2 separate regions of the Homo sapiens genome follow, and region 2 is linked to region 1. Evidence: chromatin contacts called from ENCODE Hi-C or POLR2A ChIA-PET data. All regions are on one chromosome and are shown on one strand. Each heading gives the region's core, a stretch centred on a gene start or an enhancer-like site at or near the end of the contact. The rest is flanking DNA. Distances are from core to core; before and after follow the strand shown. Region 1 holds the start of PAIP2 (poly(A) binding protein interacting protein 2). Region 2 holds the start of FAM13B (family with sequence similarity 13 member B).

Region 1 (4,750 bases), core at 1,796-4,295:
ATTGGCATTAACTATCTCGGTGATTAAATATTTAGGGCAGTTAAAGGTCTCTAGACCAAGGGACAAGGTAAAAATTAGAGATCTTAAATCTACAGAGGTGAAACAATGTCACAAGAAAATCCCAAAGTCTACCCTAATCTCAACTGTAGTGTAACAAGGGTAATTAGGTGAGAGCAAGAATGGGTCATCCTAACTGATAAAAGCTCAAGTACATTAGAAATGCCACCCAAATTTATACAAACTGATATAAGAAGCAGAGGCTATTCAAATTCTCCAAACGTGTGCCCATCCAATATGGTGGCCATCGGCTACACAGATCTATTTAATTAAAATTTAGTTCTTCATTTACACTAGCCACATCTCAAGTGCTCATAACCACACACAGTACCTACATCATTGGACAGCACCACTCTAAACAATGAAAAAATTAAGAAAAAAGGGAGTTTTTTGGAACTGAACCTTAGCCTATATCAAATGCAAACTATTCATGCACCTGTGCAACAGGTGGTCTAGATCACAAAGGCAATGACTTGGACAACTTTAATCTTAGACCACAGTCAGAAGACGTAGGTTCAAATCCCAGCTATGCTACATAGCCACCTTAAAGTACCCTAGACCTGTCACTAAATCACACAGCACCACATAATGGTTAAGAGCATAGAATCTCTGGACTATCTGGATTTGAATTCCGACTATCATAGCTCTGTGACATTGGGAAAGTTACTTCACGTCTCATTTGTTATCTTCATTTTACAGTAGGGCCTACCTTCTAGCTATGTTGTGGATCAAATTAGTTAATATTTGTAAAGGCAATGAGAACAATGCCTGGCATTATTGTTATATAAATATTTGCTAAATAAAAATAATCTTTCAGGCTTCTATTTCTTTAATTCCCAAATGGGCAAGATAAAACTTGCTCTGTTGGGAGGCCGACGGGGGCGGATCACAAAGTCAGGAGATCGAGACCATCCTGGCTAACACGGTGAAACCCTGTCTCTACTAAAAATACAAAAAATTAGCCGGCGTGGTGGCAAGCGCCTGTAGTCCCAGCTACTAGGGAGGCGGAGGCAGGAGAATCGCTTGAACCCGGGGAGGCGGAGGTTGCAGTGAGCCAATTGCGCCACTGCACTCCAGCACTCCAGCCTGGCGACAGAGTGAGACTCCATCTCAAAAAAAAAAAAAAAAAAAAACTTGCTCTGCCCATTTCACGTTTCATGATAATGAATGACAATAGGATGTAAATTACAAGAAAATGTTTTAAAAGCACAAAAGGTTATTAGATTACAAGGGGGCAGAGGTCTTGCCTTCCACATTCTTTAATCTCCCACAGTATCAACCAAATTGCTGTGCTAAGTGTTCAAGTTTTTCACTAAAACTGGAGCATCACACTCTAGAGTCATAAAGTGATAAACCTGAATAAAGTGCAGAGTGCTTATTTAAGGAAAAGCCTGCTATAAACTCATTCTGACCAAAAGAGGGTGAAATTACCTACCTCAATTTGAGTTCCTAAGGAGCAACGTGCACAGCCTTGAATCATTAGAGGAAATCTCCATTCCCTAACCTCCATCCCTTAAAGAAACACAAGTGGGTTCTATAGTTCTTGTCAAGTTACCTATCCTGTGATTTTGTGTGTGTGTGAAAAAGTTTTATTCAAGTTCACAACTGACAAGTAGTATAAACAGACTAATTTTCCCCAAATATCCTGTCTTTCACTAACTGGAAACAGAATCACAAAAGCAAATAGTGGAGTCTCATTAAAAATTATTGTAGAGAACTTTTACTTATTGCAAACACAACCTACGCCAGAAGAAATTTCAAAAGCGACTTAATGAAAATATAAACCAACACCTGATCTAACTGTGCTAATGAAATCTGTGAAAAAACAATGCCACCACGTTTCAACATTAGCCAGCACACCCAACATGAACATCTACTTTCCGTTGAAATAAACGTCAAAGGCTGTCAGCTGCTACACCTTCCAAGGCAAATTGGAAGCCAAATTCTTTCTAGAGTTTGGGGTTTTTATGAGTTGATACGGGTGCCAAATCAGGGAAAAAAGAAACAAAAGGAAGCAGGTAAGACCCCTTTTAGGAGTCCCTAAAAAATATCACTGCTGGCTGCTGCAACAAATGTTTTGAAGACCTAAGTTCACCACAAGCCTTATTTATTTCTGGTGGCGATGGTGGGGAAGGAGGAGAGTAAGCACAGAAAATTATTAAAAGGTAAGAGGACCTTAAAGTTCATCTAACTCAACGCCCTCCTAGGGTAAGGGTTCCCAGTACCCCAAAGGTTCTTTTTTCCAGGGCATGAGCTGCAATACAACCAAAAATAAGGGGTAGCGATGGCGAAGAAACGGGAGAAAGACGATCTTCTGATCAGGCCCGTCGACGGTTGCAGCGTTCCCCCAAGACGCCAAGAGCCCGCCAGTCCCTCCGCCCCTCTCTCCCCAAACCCCAGCCTCGGCTGAGGCGCGCACGCGCAGCAAGTAGGGGCTGCGCGTGGCGACGCGCAGGCGTAAAGTGGGTAGAAACAATAAGCTTTGTTGCCGAGGCGGTGGGAGGGGGGCAGGGGAAAGGGTACCCGGCGGAGGGATAAAGGACCGGGAGAATGAGGAACAGGAGAAAGTGCTATCCCGGCAACCCTCGCGCCACTGAGGACCCGGATAGAGAGCTGCGAGATCCAAATCATTAATAATGACAATGAAAAAAAAGCGACGGCCATGTCTCGGAGAAGACAGAGACGAAGTCGGCCCAAGCTCATCCCTCAGACTTGGTGGAAAGAGGCAATGAACAACGGAGGCCGCAATGGACTCGGTGGCCAACCACCCAGGGAACCCTTTAGGCCCCTCTGCCGTCGCCGACTTGCTGTCCCTCGACCTCCGCACCCCTGTCGCCACTCTGCCCGAGAGGACCCCTCACCCAATGCACAGCAGCGGGGACGGCAGCCAACGAATCCTGTCGGCCTCCGCGGATCTCCACAGGCAGCGCCGCTCCCCCGCTCGACGTGCGCTTCGCCCGCCGCCTCCCTTCTCCAGTCCAAACAAACACCCCAGCCCGGAAGTGACTTCACTTCCGTCGCCGCCAACCCCGCCCTCTTGTTCTGTCAGCTCTGCCCTCCGAAGCCACTAGAGAGCGCGCGCGAGAACGCGCGACCCCGAAGTCTGTCTCCAAGGCTGCACACGTGTGCACGCGCAGCAGCCTTTCCAGCGCGCCCCTACGGCCGGCTGCCGGGTGTAGCAGGAACGCTGTCGCACGTTCTCTCTGGAAGGCAGGAATGGGGGCGTACCACTGTTCCCACACCCGCCCATCTTCCGAGAATGATGATATGCAATGAGTGAGGCAGCTGGGGACTGAAGAGCACCCTGACAAGATACACAGGCGTGGACTTTCACAGACATCACACACCCCCCCAAAAACGTAATATTTAGGTAATGACATAGCACACACATACCCATACACACCCCAAGAATGATACACAATGTCACACAAACAGCGACATGCACCGAGTCACGTCAAGATCCTGACACAGAAAAATAATAAACTAAGGGAAATCACAGAGGCGTACTAAATGATATGCAAACATCCGCACTCAGACATGTGCAGGCACAAAAACACACTTTTTGAAGCTGGATGCAAACGCAAAATACAAATACATGTGCAACTTCTTTGTGGCTAAAGGAGGAAATGCCCTGTCCACACAGGATAGAAAAGTGTGACCTCCGGGTTCAAGAATTTTGTAGTCCGTGATCCTGGGTGCACTGGCCCCATAGTTATTCTTACCCATGCTTCCTTCCTGTCATCGTTGACAAGCCCCAAGATATATTTCTAGTGACACTAAGCAATGTAAAGAAGAGAGTATGTTTTTGTTTTTTTGTTTTGTTTTGTTTTTTTGAGGCGGAGTCTGGCTCTCTTGCCCAGGCTGGAGTGCAGTGGCGCCATCTCGGCTCACTGCAACCTCCGCCTCCCGGGTTCAAGAGATTCTCCTGCCACAGCCTCCCAAGTAGCTGGGACTACAGGCGCACGCCAGCACACCCGGCCAATTTTTGTACTTTTAGTAGAGATAGGGGTTTCACCGTGTTGGCCAGGATGGTCTCGATCTCCTGACCTCGTGATCCACCCGCCTCCGCCTCTCAAAGTGCTAGGATTACAGGTGTGAGCCACCGCACCCGGCCGAGAGTATGTGTTTTACAAATCTGGATGTTCAAATGTGTAGATACTATCTTTGAAAAAGGGACACAAACTAATTTCTTCCCTTTGGAGAGGGCAAATGACCGACTAGGAAATGGGTGCAAATAACTATCCTTTTCTCCTGAAAAATTTGAATCTTTTAAAAACTATATGCTTGTAGTATTTACTAAGACAAAAAATTCCCTCCATGGGAAGGCTTGAATTTAGAAACCGGGTTGTTCCTCTTCAGAGCTATTTCATTCACTGAATACTCTTCTGGGCCAGTCCAAAGCCCCAAAGAAATGAATGCAGATGGTTCTGCCCTAGCTCCTGGGTCAACCACCTTGGCAGCACTTACAGATCTATATTCTAAACTGTGAAGATAAGCTATCAATCTGAGGCTGAAGGAAGTCTGAACATAACAAAATAGGTATTTATATAGTCTGAGATGACTCAGACTCTCTTTTTAAGACACAGTCTTCCATCACCCAGGCTGGAGTGCAGTGGCATGATCACGGTTCACTACAGCCGCAACCTCCCTGGCTCAAGCAATCCTCAAACCTCAGCTTGCAAAGTAGCTGAGA
Region 2 (4,446 bases), core at 1,444-3,943, 1.3 Mb after region 1:
ATGATTAGTTAAGCCGGGAGGAGAAAGACTAGGCAGGTTAAAGATGACTATGGTCCCCTCTTTAGGGCAAGCAATGAGACAACTGTTCCCAGCTGAAAAAGAGGAAAACATTTCACTCTTTGTGACTCAATGACAACAGGACTCTATTCCTAAGGAGACCACAGAACCCCTAAAAACTCATGGAACCTGCCTGAGTTTTCAATTAGGTACATGACAGATCTACTCCCACTGCACAAATTGAAAGGCATGGCAAAAGATACAAAATAAAAGTGTTTGTTTTGAATTATAGCCCATGTGGCCCCTATGTTGAACATACTGTTTTTATATTATCAAGTAGGATCTAGAGAATATATCTTCCAAGAATATGTTCTGCAGTTTTTGAGGGGGAAAATGGTCATTGATCAATTCATTTGTTTTTTGAGATCCCATACTTTGTGGGTAGGGTATAAAAACGCAAGGGAGGCCGGGCACGGTGGCTCACGCCTGTAATCACAGCACTTTGGGAGGCTGAGGTGGGAGGATCACTTGAGGCCAGGAGTTCAAGAGAGGCCTGGGCAACATAGGGAAACCCATCTCTAAAAAAATTTTAAAATTAGCCAGGCATGGTGGCATGTCCCTGTAGTCCCAGCTACTCAGGAGACTAGGGTAGGAATGCTGCTGGAGGCCAGGAAGTTGAGGCTGTATTGAGCCATAATCCAGACACTGGACCCCAGCCTGAGTGACAGAGCAAGACCTTGTCTCACCAAAAAAAAAAAAAAAAAAAAAAAAAAAAAAAAGGCAAGGGAATCCTTCCCTCTGGGAGCTTACATCTTAGGTTTCATATTCAGAGCAAAGTATTTATTACAGTCAGTTATGTCAACAAGAGCCTGTGTTGCATATGTGGGGCAGGCGGAGGAGGTTTTTAACTCTCTTCGGATTTACTCTCAAGACTTTTACGCACTTATGATAAAGCTTTTGAAGCAATCATATTGCTCCTGTTCTCCAAGCATGGAATCACAGGTAAAGCTTTCATTTAAGATATTTAAAGAGAGATACAAGGCTAAATGCACAGACTGCATCTTCACTGGGCTGCTCTGAAATCAGGCTCTGTTGATCCTGTTTGGCAGATTTGGAAACTTTTATTTCACTTCGCTCAAGTTTAAATAGGCTCTGAGAAATTAATTCGGATAAAACAATTCAACCCAGTGAACAGTGTCCGATTTGTAAACCATGATATGAATTTATTGACAAAAACTGTACAGCTAGTATAACTAGTCCTAGTTATATGCCTTGGACAATCCCTTCTTATTGGGTATGTAGATTTATTTGAGAGACTCCCTGAATGATGGAAAGGCTACTAGCTGAGTTTGGAATCAGAGTATGGGCCTTTGTATGCTCTTAACGGAGATCCAGAATTTAGGTTTGCTAGGATATAAACTCCACGAAGGCAGGGATTTACTGACGTATCTTAAGAGACTAGAACATAGTAAGCATTCACTAAGTATCTGTTGAATGAGTGAGTGAATCTGAATTAAGATTTAACTGCCCTGAGAGTAAGTGTTGGTTCTGGTCATTAGAATCAGTTGCCTCGTTCCTGGACAGAGTTCCTGGGAGCCTCATAGAACATTCTTATTCAGATTCTTCTGGTTTTAGACTCTTTGTGGACCCCACCCTTCGGTTATGACAGCATTAACTGGGTATGTGACACTTAGGTTACACATGGTTTACTCTCTCTGATGAAATGTGGGAGACACTGTGGCCTCTGTAGCCCATTTACAGATCATTTCATAGGGTAACTTTATTTTTTTCAAATCTTGTCCCAAGTTCTATGAGGGTTCTTGTTTTACATTTTCCAAGTTACTAACTTCCAGCTCAGGTAGGTAAGGGACAACTGAATTGTGGTGGCTGCTATTTTTTGTGCAGGTGTTGATCTACCGGCTGTCAAGGAGTCCAAATGGAAGATCTCAAAGCCCTTAACAGACTATAACAAAGAAGAGATTGGCTGAATATTCATACCCTTGTGAGTTCAAGGGAGTTGTAGGGATGGTCTGGGTAGCCATGCAAGTTCAGAGAGCTCATTCTTTCTGCCTCCTTTCAGCTCTGCCTCCGCAGCTGGCTGATTTTAGTATACGAAGCTCCCTGTAAGCCCGCAGCCTATCGACTTCCACAGTCCCAGACTAAGGCACCGAAGCCTTACTGTTCTCTCTGGAGTCTAGGTCAGGTCCTGAGGTGAAGGGGTAGGGTGGGGGCGGGCAGGACGCAGGTGCAGCCCCGTGGTCCCGGATCTAACTCACATCTCTGGGAATGGGAACCGAAGTCACCGCTTAGGTCTCCCCCAGCGGTTTTCGGTTCAGGTCTCTGTGCTCCTCACCTGGATATGGGCGCCCTGGGGGCCTGGCTTCCTCCGCAGAGACCAGAAGCGATCTCTGTGTTCCGGATTTTCCCTTTATCTTTCCTCTCCCCAGTGTCCTCTCTGTTTCCCAACCTCCCCATACCGAGGACCCCACAACCCGCCCCGGGATGGCGCCTGGCTGCTCGCACCCTAATTCAGGACCCCAATTGGTGGGAGAGGAACCGCGGTCCTCAAGCTTGCAGGACACAGGGCCGCTGCCCGGAATGCTGTGGGGGTGGGGACCCTCGCCGCCCCGCCCCCACCAGCGGCCTGCCCCGCCCCCTCCCACGCACGTCACGTCCGGCCCGGCCTCCGCCCGCCAGCCGCTCTCCTCCCGCTCGCCGTTAGGGAGGCTCTGCACCTCAGCCGCCGCCTCTGTCGCCACTCTCTCCCCCTGTTCCGCGTCTGCGTCGCCACCACCGCCGGGGGTATCCGGGGGGTCGCTTACCGGGCTGGCCCCGCGCCACAGCCGTAGCTTTAACCTCCCGTCAGCGGCCGCCCCAGGAAGAGGCTTCTCGGCCGCGGAGCCACTTGGGGCCTCAGTTCTCGCCCTCTTGCCGTCGCCGCGGGTCCTGGAGAAGCGGCCGCGGCCAGGGAACGGGGCATCGCGGTTCCAACGGTAGGTAAACGGGCGGGTACCCGGATCTGCGCATGCGCGGGTTGCAGGTCGCCGCGGCCCTTCCCCTCCTGTTGCCCCCCAGCGCCGCCTGCCACCCGCGCCTGCTCTCGGGCGTTGCGTTTCGGGATGTGGAGGACTCTAGCAGGTGGGGCGTTCCGTGGAGAGGGCCCCCTTTCCGCTGGAGAAAGAGGAAGATGAAGCCGTGTCCCTGGCTGCCGGGGGGTGTGGCAGCCTTGGATTTGCAGCGGCTGCAGTGCAGTTGAGCGGGCGTGCCCCTCACCTCCAGCCCCTCCAGAGTAGATGGCGCGACACCCCACGTTTCTTTGCTGACCTCTCCTGCCCGCTGGCGCTGCGCCTCTTCCCCGCCCACTTCCTTCATGCTGGGCAGTGAAGTTGATGTAGAAGAAAAAGGAGTGTGTTTTATTCTGGGCTCAACTGCGCCCCTTTTTAAGGTCACGTGAGATGAGTGGTTGCGGACTTCCTTAAATCGCTCAGAGAATATAGCCAAAATTGGGCTGTTGGTGCACTGGGGCCTTGTCTAGAATGCGCTCTGCATAGGCCAGGCTGGAGGGGGACACTTTGTATAGCATTAGGGTTCGCGTGGCACGCCTGGTTTCCTAGATGAGGTTGTAGGAATCGGTTGGCACATTTGCGCAGTGGGAAACTGTTAAGCCCTTTTTGTTTGTAATCAGTTAAAATCAAACTGACTTTTAGAAAGACGGTGGATTATTTCATTTGGTTCCCCGTTTCGCCTTCTAATCAGTGAAAAAAGTTGGGCATTTACTTTGAAGGATCTGATAATCTAAAATGGTAGCCAGAATCATTACCAGTAGTAATGCAGACTATTAACATTAACTGGGGTGCACCTGTTTAGAGAGACAGACATTAAAGGGTGGTTTTGAATTATTTGTCTTTTTAGAGCTGGGTTAGTGTGAGGCTATTTTCAACCTTCCTTTTTTGGTAACCTTGAAATGCTTGTTGGCCTGGTTTTCTCACAGGTACTGTGCATTTACTAAGTGCTTGTTGATGGAATTGAATGGACTGATAATTATTTGTATATCCATTGGGAGCGCCTTCTTACTTTTTTTTTTTTTTCCTTGAGACAGTTTCGCTCTGTCGTACAGGCTGGAGTGCAGTGGAGCGATCTCGGTTCACTGCAACCTCCTCCTCCCGGATTCAAGCGATTCTCCTGCCTCAGCCTCCTGAGTAGCTGGGACTACAGGCGCCCGCCACCACGCCTGACTAATTTTTGTATTTTTGGTAGAGATCAGATTTCACTAAGTTGGCCAGGCTGGTCTTGAACTGACCTCAAGTGATCCGCCTGCCTCAGCCTCCCAGAGTTCTGGGATTACAGGCGTGAGTCACCGTGCCTTGCCCCCTTCTTACTTTTTTAATCCGTGCTGCTTTTAAAATTGGAGTAATAGTTTCTCCAGTTTAATTTTATTACTAATTTAGA

What was found. Hi-C counts contacts between places; a loop is a spot of excess contacts on that map. ChIA-PET counts read pairs that join two places held with the same protein, here RNA polymerase II (POLR2A). Pooled maps may share reads with other maps.
Region 2: a map of naive thymus-derived CD4-positive, alpha-beta T cell shows a loop between it and region 1 (15-fold over the local background). The contact joins the promoter of FAM13B here to the promoter of PAIP2 in region 1. A Hi-C loop is called at or near these places in 1 of 168 maps with a recorded cell type or tissue (naive thymus-derived CD4-positive, alpha-beta T cell) and 7 of 50 pooled maps. POLR2A ChIA-PET finds 5 or more read pairs at or near these places in 1 of 52 experiments (A673).

What each region holds. Positions count from the first base shown.
Region 1 is chr5:139,340,149-139,344,898 of GRCh38, reverse strand. PAIP2 (poly(A) binding protein interacting protein 2) reads right to left here and starts at 3,045. Exons shown (of 4, transcript NM_016480.5): 1 at 2,919-3,045.
Region 2 is chr5:138,031,326-138,035,771 of GRCh38, reverse strand. FAM13B (family with sequence similarity 13 member B) reads left to right here and starts at 2,693. Exons shown (of 24, transcript NM_001385994.1): 1 at 2,693-2,990. FAM13B-AS1 (FAM13B antisense RNA 1) reads right to left here and starts at 2,998. Exons shown (of 2, transcript NR_037900.2): 1 at 2,820-2,998. LOC124901077 (a long non-coding RNA gene) reads right to left here and starts at 2,633. Exons shown (of 2, transcript XR_007058952.1): 1 at 2,521-2,633; 2 at 1,099-2,277. RefSeq lists silencers at 2,985-3,034, 3,045-3,114 and enhancers at 2,621-3,504, 3,605-3,664.